Linked DNA regions of Homo sapiens: regions 2 and 3 are each linked to region 1. The links are chromatin contacts, found by Hi-C or POLR2A ChIA-PET in ENCODE. All regions are on one chromosome and are shown on one strand. The core of a region is the stretch at or near the end of the contact, and the rest is flanking DNA. Distances in the headings are between cores, read along the strand shown.

Region 1 (2,551 bases), core at 37-2,536:
AGACACCCAGGCCTAGGAGAGGTTAACAGATCAAGGTCAACAAGTAGCTAAGCTAAGATTTGATCCGGAGTCTTTTTTTCCTCCTAAAGCTCTCAACTCATTGTAACCACTGTGCCACACTGTCTGCCACAGTTGGGGATGCCAAAGAAAAATGTGATTTGCAGTCTTCATTTTTCAGAATCTTCTGGAACTGCCCTCTTGACTCATCCATTTTACAAAGCTCATCAGACTGAAAGGCTCAGAACACTTGCAGACATTCTCATTCTTTGGAAATGCCACAACCACTCAGTCAGTGGAATGGGACAGCACCATCAATGGGATTGCGAAGGCACAAATTTCCCTGTGAATGCTGGCGCCGCCTCTCTTTGGTGTTTCTTCTAGCCACAAACGGACACGTTATCACTTACTGTGGTTGCATTCGACTCAGCAGCCAGATGCAGGGGAGTTTTTACTTGGTTAACTGTCCCTCCAACATCTGTGTCTACAGAAGATACTACAGGGCAGGCGTGTGCTCATCCTTGTCCCTTCTCCCTCCTCCAACCAAACACACAAAAAGTTTTCCAATCTCTAGGGCAACACCATTAAGATATCCTTTCCTTGCTGTGCTATGAGTTTACAAGAAATAACTTTCTAACAATAAGCCAAGAAGATGGATGTTGTAAAACTGCATTTCAAATAAGGCAATTCCTTTTTAAAAAAGATTCAAGGGTTTCACGCTTCTTTCTTCCTTCCATCAACACAATTTGTTTATGTATGAGTTGGATCTTTCTTCCTTCGGAAGAGAAAAGTGCTGATAAACTATCATGTGTAGACACACAACGCAAAAACTTGGTTGCCTTTTGCTATTTAAACAGAGACAAATTATTTCCCAATATACCACTTACCAGACAGATGCAAAGATGTGGGCAAACCAGTCATCAGAATTAACAGAGTGATTTTGCTTGCACTACATATTCTGATTTGTATGACTCTTATTTTTAGCCATGCACAAAGGGCAATAAATGGAAAATCTTATTCTAACCGCTACTTTTTCTGGGCCACCCACACTGCCCCACCTACCACACAACTTCAAAATGTAAAAAAACCCAGACCAGGGTTTGTCCTAACAAGGGATGCAAAGTGGCTAAAATGTGTGACATTTTTTCCAGTTAGTGTTTGTACTTTCATTTTTTTTTTTTTTCTGTCTCAGGACTTTCAGGGAAAACAATGTTGACTTACCAATGGGCATTTTCAAAGACTCTAAGTTGGTATGTCAGTCAGTGTACAGACAACGTGATCCGCAAGGCACGGGCACCACCCTGCCGTGAACCACATCTCAGCCAATCTTCCGCAAAGAAATGTACCCAAAAACTTTTCTGTAAATTCAGGAAGGTGATCCACACCTTCCACATTTTGTTTTGAAACAATGATGGTATTTTAAAAGTTCTTCAAATTAACAAAAGTGATATCAGAAATATAAACATTTCTAAAACAGAGCGGGCTGTGAGGAGTGATTTTGCCAAACTTAAGTCAGTAGCACTTGACTTATATCTGCTTTTAGTCTGCGGTGGCACCACGCTTACCAAGGCACAGTATCCCCTTGCTATCCCTTTCCTTCTGTGCATTTTTTCTTTCTGTATGCCTTAACCACACTTCTCCACCTGATAACCTGAAGCTTATCAAGCATTAATTCACACATGGTTATCACTGTGGATTGAAGCATCTGATATTTAGAGATAACCATCTTGACGGCAAATAATAAAAACAAAATTGATGAAGAGGATATTTGCCAGGGGCACAGAGAAGATAGAGATGAGAGTCTATTTTTGATTACTATCTTTCCAGACTTTTAATAAAAAGTTATTACAGTCCCAGGATACCAATTAAAATGCTTGTTCCTCTGAGCCCTCTGCAAACCACAACAGCAAACATATGCAGGTAACAATTAATATTTAAAAGTCTAGTTCAACAAAATCATCAGAATCATTAGGAAACAAAAGGCGTCAACCCTGAGAAAGGCATCTTTACCTGTGTGCCTGCTCATTATCCAGAAACTAGAGGAAATGTTCTTTCATCGTCTGGTAGTTAGCACATGCCCTGCAGAGCTAACACCGTCTTCATGCGCGGTACTCGAGCAGCTCTGATGAGATGTCTCAGAAAATCTTTTTTGGGTGATAGTCCACTATCGCCAGAACTTCTGACTTGTGTTGTAAAAACACAGGCAATTAAGTATTACACAAAGTGGGTCATACGCCACTGAGACAACCACACCGCCCCCAAATCAGACTCCAAATGACTGTGCTGTGACAAGGTAGGAGGGGTCTGAACGCAGCGAAAGCAAAACTTTTATGTGGTGAGGAGCATTTTAGTTTTCACTGGTTTAGGTTAGAGAAAGTTAATCTCAATGTCAACTACAAAGCCAACAAACTTTTAGTGTGTTCTTGAATTTATATGACAAATGCTGGCTGTTCATCTAATGGGAAATTCAGATCCAATGTCATAAACAGTCTGAGGGACAGTCTCAGGCTTAAATGACATGCCCATCACTAAACAAGTGAGCACTGTGACTCAG
Region 2 (2,551 bases), core at 22-2,521, 170 kb after region 1:
TTACAAAACAGTTGTTTTAGAAATCACTTCACCCTCCGAAAGGAGTCAACTTTCCATGTATACTTAAAATCACTCATAAAAATGGATTTACCATTTAAGAAATAATTTTCAAACACACATGTAGTTTGTCAAATGAAGCCTCACTGTTCATTCATTCATTCATTCATTCATTCGACAGATATTGATTGAGCCCTGTTATGGGCCAGATGCTGATTGTGGCACTTGTGATACAGCAGTGAACAGAAGAGTCTAAACTCCCTGCCCCAATGGTGCTTGCATTCCTGTGTTACGTCCACACAGCTGTGTAACTGACTCTGAAGAAAAATGAGCTTTTAAAACATAATAAACATTTCAGTTTTGCCAGATGAAAAATTCTAAAGATTTGTTACACTACAATGTAAATATAGCTAATATTACTGAGTTATATACTCAAAAATGGTTAAGAGAATAAATGTGTTCATTTAACCAAAAATTTTTTTAAATGAAAAAAATAAGCATAACAAACATTTACTGAGTACTTACCATGTTAGGCAGAGCATCATCTCATTTAATCACAACAACCTTAGCAGGAAGGCACTATTATTATTCTGTTTTACAGATGGGTACACTGAGGCACAAAGAGGTTAAACAATTTATCCAGGATCACATATCCAAGGGATAGAGCTGAGATATAGGCCCAAGTAATCTGATACCAGCAACTTGTCTCCTAACTCCATACAAAAAGTTTCAAAGATAATACTATTTTCAGTTGGAACTACAGTTAATAATACAAAAATAGTAATAATAATATAGTACAAGGAATAATAATCAACTTTTTTTTTTTAATCCTGATGATTTGTAACCCAACTTACTGTCCTTTTGATGGCCATTTTTTCCTAAAAACCTCAGTGTTGAACAAACTGCTTTCAACCACTTCTCTGTAAGCCATAATATTCTTTTCCTTCAAATGGAAATAAAGAAAAATCACACAGGATGGTTTCTTTTAGACAAGATCAGGCACGTTCAGGGTGGTGTGGCCATAGACGCGGATGGTTTCTTTTAAAACAGACATTACTGAAACTGTAAATATTTTTAGCCTTTTGTACTTTTCATCCAGCAGCTTAACTGAGAATGATATAGAAACATTTAAAAATAGCCACTCAGTACTCTGAAAACCATTAGTTTAGCACATACCCAGCACCTGCTTGACACATCTTAATCAACACTCTTTTGCTAGTCATATTAAAAAAAGAGAGAACCCTTTTGCTTTCAGAATTTTTTCCCTTAAAAAACGTATGTGTCACCAGGGTATTTTGCCCTCTCTCTTTCTAACTTAGAGGGTAACACCTGGAGTAAGTCATGGGTGACTAATGAAGATGCAACTTTCCCCTCAGCATGATATACTTCACAGGATGGAAGTAAAAGCTTCTAATAGGAGCATTTATTACAATTGTTAGGATTGTAATGGAAAGTTAATTTTGTTTTATAGTTTGTAGAAATGATTCAGGATGATATGAGAACACTTTCTATAAACCTGCACTGATAAAAGGAAGATGATAGTGATGACACATGATATACTTTCTGAGTTGTTTTTCCAGGGGTGGGAAAGTTCAATCCACAGATTTCAAGACAGAAAGAAGAAAGGAAAGGAGAAGGAAGGAAGAAAGAAAACAAAATTTTTTTTAGAATTGACTATGCTCAAATACACTGTGCTTTTTAGCATCAAACTTTCAACCATGGTCTGAGCAGCACTATGTTGTAACAAAACTGGAGTAGCCAGCCTGAGCAAACATGAACATCACAATATTTTAAAGTTCAAATAACATAAGGCACCAGTTTTAAGACTGCCCGGGTATCCTTTTTAGCAATACAAAGATTCACACAACTTGGTGACAGACAGCTTTTCCCTCCAGCCAAATCTGATGAAGACTTGATAATATCACCTGCCATAATCAAAATTCCTGGGCACATGGGAAGGTCTCTGACTCAAATCAAAGAGAGCTTTGGGCCCCAAAGCTATGGGCCCCACAGCTATGGGCTACCAAAGAAAGGTTATAACCAGGCTCCAGTGTAAACCATTTTGTTTCTTTTAACAGTTTTAGATCTTCTAAAGTATATGAGATGATATTAATAAAATTTAAATTTCCTGCTAAATTTTTTTAGTCTCTTTCCTTAAAAGTAAAACTTACAATGATCAGAAAGCATGCTTTCTTCTGGCTTTATCATTCAACTTCCCAGGCAAAGATGATCAACAGCAACACTCTTATCTAAAGCAAAAGTAATGGATATGATTATCACTCTGGACAGAAAGTCTGTATTTGCCCATTTTTATCAATGATTGAGACAATGATCCAGAAGCTGTATTGGTACAAAAACACAACACCAGGGATGCCAGAAACAGGATTACAAAAGTTCTCACAAGGTTAAAAATAGACCAAAATGAATATAGTCAAGTTTACTAGGCTCAAATGTGAGGTCCTGTATGGTCAGTACATGGAGGTCCAGCAGCCTCTTGATTCAATACAGGCAGTGTGATGGGTTTGCAAAAATGTACTCTTAGGCTGCATTAATA
Region 3 (2,551 bases), core at 27-2,526, 150 kb after region 1:
AACCACATTTATGGCCTGTCTCTAAGAAGTCCTTAAATGGTCTTTCTTGACATCTTTTATTAATTCCTAGCCTCATTTTCTCACTTTTTTGTTGTCTGCTTTAGTGGGGAGTATCTCTGAGGCCAAATTAAAACTTTTTACAATAATACAGGTGTATTATTCAACAGATAGCCTTCATTAAGCCTCAAATATTTATGGGGGCTTCTCTTCCAGACCATCCCTCTTTGATCCATGAGGCAGGAGATATCATGTTTCAACAAGAATTTGTTTCAGTTCACAGAGAAGCTGAAGCAACATCAATTTCTCATACTTGTTTCAATCACATTTGGAATTGATAAGCTAAAATAGAGAAGAGTGCTATGCTAGGAAGCTGGGATCATGAGGAGGTGAGAAGCCACCTTTTTTTTATTTGGGAGCTTGCACTCATGACTTTGGCCAGACCCCAGAAGACACATAAGTTCCCTGTGGTAAAGTATTTATTGGACTATCACCCAATCCTTTCTTCTACATGAGAATATCACTTTGGCAGATGTACACCAAAGCCTTCTCTGGGTATAAGTCTTCAGCCTGCCTTGGATGGATCTTGTCTGCTTCCGTCTGCCTGTGCACACAGGCTGCCAGCCCCACTCCACCCTCCAGTAAAACCTACTTGACTATGTATAGTGCTGGCTTAGAATGACACAGATTTAGGTTCAAGTTTTGCATCCTTTAATGGCTATATGACCCTGGACAAGGTATCAAACTCTATGAGTCTCAGGTACCTCGCCTGACAATTGGGAATAATAAAGAGTCCCTTTTGGGGTTTATGTGAGGATTACATTAATGCTCATAGGGTCCTCGACAAAATGCCTGGCACACCAAAGTCAATGCTCAATAAATATCAGCGATTGGTATTACAATTATGTTATTATAATTCTTTGAGGAACTGCTGGTGGCCAGTGTAAATCCTATGGTCTTTATCTCTCCTGACCCCATCCACAGGCTCATGTGACAATTTTCCCAGGATCATTTCAATTTTCTGCGATCAGAGAGAATGCCAGCCACGGCCCTATGGACCAGGGACAAGATAGCACACCTGAGCAGAAAGAAAGAGGACCACTAGCCTTGGGATAGAATTATCCCTCACTTCACCCTCACTGTCGGCATGTTCAGAGACTAAGTGCTTATAGAACCAGACTCAGGGTTTTCCTGTTAGTCTGAAGAGTGCTTCATCTCTTCTAGGCTTTCACTGGCAGAGCCACAGGATGAGAACACTCTCGGCCCCTTATCACCACCCACATCAGCAACACTGAGGCCAGCATCAGGGTCTTCTGGGCTGTGCGGATTGGGGAGCCGATGATGTAGTTAAGTTTCCTGGAAATACAGGCAGCAATTTCCTGTGGCTTCCTCTGTTTTTGATGTAGAGATGAGCACAGGTAAAAACTAAACACATCAAGGATCAGCGCTTCAGTCGGTGGTGCAAGTGCGGAAAAATACTGTCATTTCCTCACAAACAGATTCAGAAGTGCAAAGTATAAGCCACTTTCCAGAGAGCATGCTCCCCAGCAAGGACCTGTACAGTAGGGCTGTGAGTTGACAGTGAATAGATGGGCATTCCCATGAACTTACTTGCTTACCCAAGTGATCAAGAACCAGAATTTCCATGAAGGTCAATGTTTTGTATAAACCTTAGCCTGAAAAAGCTCTGGTCTGCTCACAGAGCTTCAGTCAAGCCTTCTCCAGAATTTGCAGCCAGGTCAGAAAAAAAGGTCACTTTCAGAAGTGGAAAGCAGTACAAATTTTAGTTAAAATTTTAGATGAACTAAACTGTTTATACAACTATCCTAAAAGATAGTTTAGAATTAAATAAAACAATGTGCACTACATTTGGGAAACAGCCAGGTTCAAAGAAGGTGGTCACAGTGTATTCTTAGAACCAGAATGGAATAAAGAAAATGATACATGTTATGGTTATGATAGCATAACCTGCTGATGAAAGAACAGCAGCAGCAGGATGTACAGTTTGCAAAGGGTCCACTCAAATCAGAGTGAACCCAGATGGTGCTAGAGGCAGCCTAGGGCCAAATCCCACCTTTGGCACTCACTAGCTGGGTGACCTTGGGCAAGTCATTTAAACTTCCATTTCTTCATGTGATTTTGTTTCTCCATCATTGGCTCCCCTTCCTTTGTGAAAAGTTGCCCCTCCCCATACCAACTGGGGCACCCATCATCATAGTCAGCAACCTGACCTAAAGATAGCTCAGGTATAAGACATGGTAAAATCTTTTTTGCTTTAGTCCGTTGCTTGTAACCAAAAAACCAAGACCTTTTTTCGGCTGCAAGCAAAAGAGATTTAACACCTAATTTGCAGAAGTTGCTAGGAGCATTAAACGAAGTCACACAAAGCAAACACAAGAAATGCTGGTTGCATTCATAGAAAGGAAGATTAGTGTGTGGTTAAAAGCAAAGGTATTGAGTCCATCTGCATGGGTTCAAATTCCAGCACCCCTTAGAACAGAGATAAATCACTTAACATCTTTGCTCTCGGTTTCCCAGTCTGTAAAAACAGAGC

The links. Hi-C counts contacts between places; a loop is a spot of excess contacts on that map. ChIA-PET counts read pairs that join two places held with the same protein, here RNA polymerase II (POLR2A). Pooled maps may share reads with other maps.
Region 2: a pooled map shows a loop between it and region 1 (6-fold over the local background). The contact joins two enhancer-like sites. A Hi-C loop is called at or near these places in 1 of 37 single-sample maps with no recorded cell type and 12 of 50 pooled maps. POLR2A ChIA-PET finds 5 or more read pairs at or near these places in 5 of 52 experiments (activated CD4-positive, alpha-beta T cell, activated CD4-positive, alpha-beta memory T cell, activated CD8-positive, alpha-beta T cell and 2 more).
Region 3: a map of naive thymus-derived CD4-positive, alpha-beta T cell shows a loop between it and region 1 (5-fold over the local background). The contact joins two enhancer-like sites. A Hi-C loop is called at or near these places in 1 of 168 maps with a recorded cell type or tissue (naive thymus-derived CD4-positive, alpha-beta T cell) and 9 of 50 pooled maps. POLR2A ChIA-PET finds 5 or more read pairs at or near these places in 4 of 52 experiments (activated CD4-positive, alpha-beta T cell, activated CD8-positive, alpha-beta T cell, activated T-cell and 1 more).

Annotation. Positions count from the first base shown.
Region 1 is chr6:90,078,750-90,081,300 of GRCh38, forward strand. All of the region lies in intron 5 of BACH2 (BACH transcriptional regulator 2), which reads right to left. Among named protein-coding and RNA genes, the nearest start is that of GJA10, 190 kb to the left of the region's middle. Within about 2 kb of position 1,287, at least 4 of the 41 ENCODE cell types and tissues checked have a DNase peak (open chromatin) inside an H3K27ac peak, as active enhancers do.
Region 2 is chr6:90,250,345-90,252,895 of GRCh38, forward strand. BACH2 (BACH transcriptional regulator 2) reads right to left here. Exons shown (of 9, transcript NM_021813.4): 3 at 2,169-2,246. Among named protein-coding and RNA genes, the nearest start is that of BACH2, 45 kb to the right of the region's middle. RefSeq lists an enhancer at 1,251-1,340. Within about 2 kb of position 1,272, at least 3 of the 41 ENCODE cell types and tissues checked have a DNase peak (open chromatin) inside an H3K27ac peak, as active enhancers do.
Region 3 is chr6:90,232,800-90,235,350 of GRCh38, forward strand. All of the region lies in intron 3 of BACH2 (BACH transcriptional regulator 2), which reads right to left. Among named protein-coding and RNA genes, the nearest start is that of BACH2, 63 kb to the right of the region's middle. Within about 2 kb of position 1,277, at least 3 of the 41 ENCODE cell types and tissues checked have a DNase peak (open chromatin) inside an H3K27ac peak, as active enhancers do.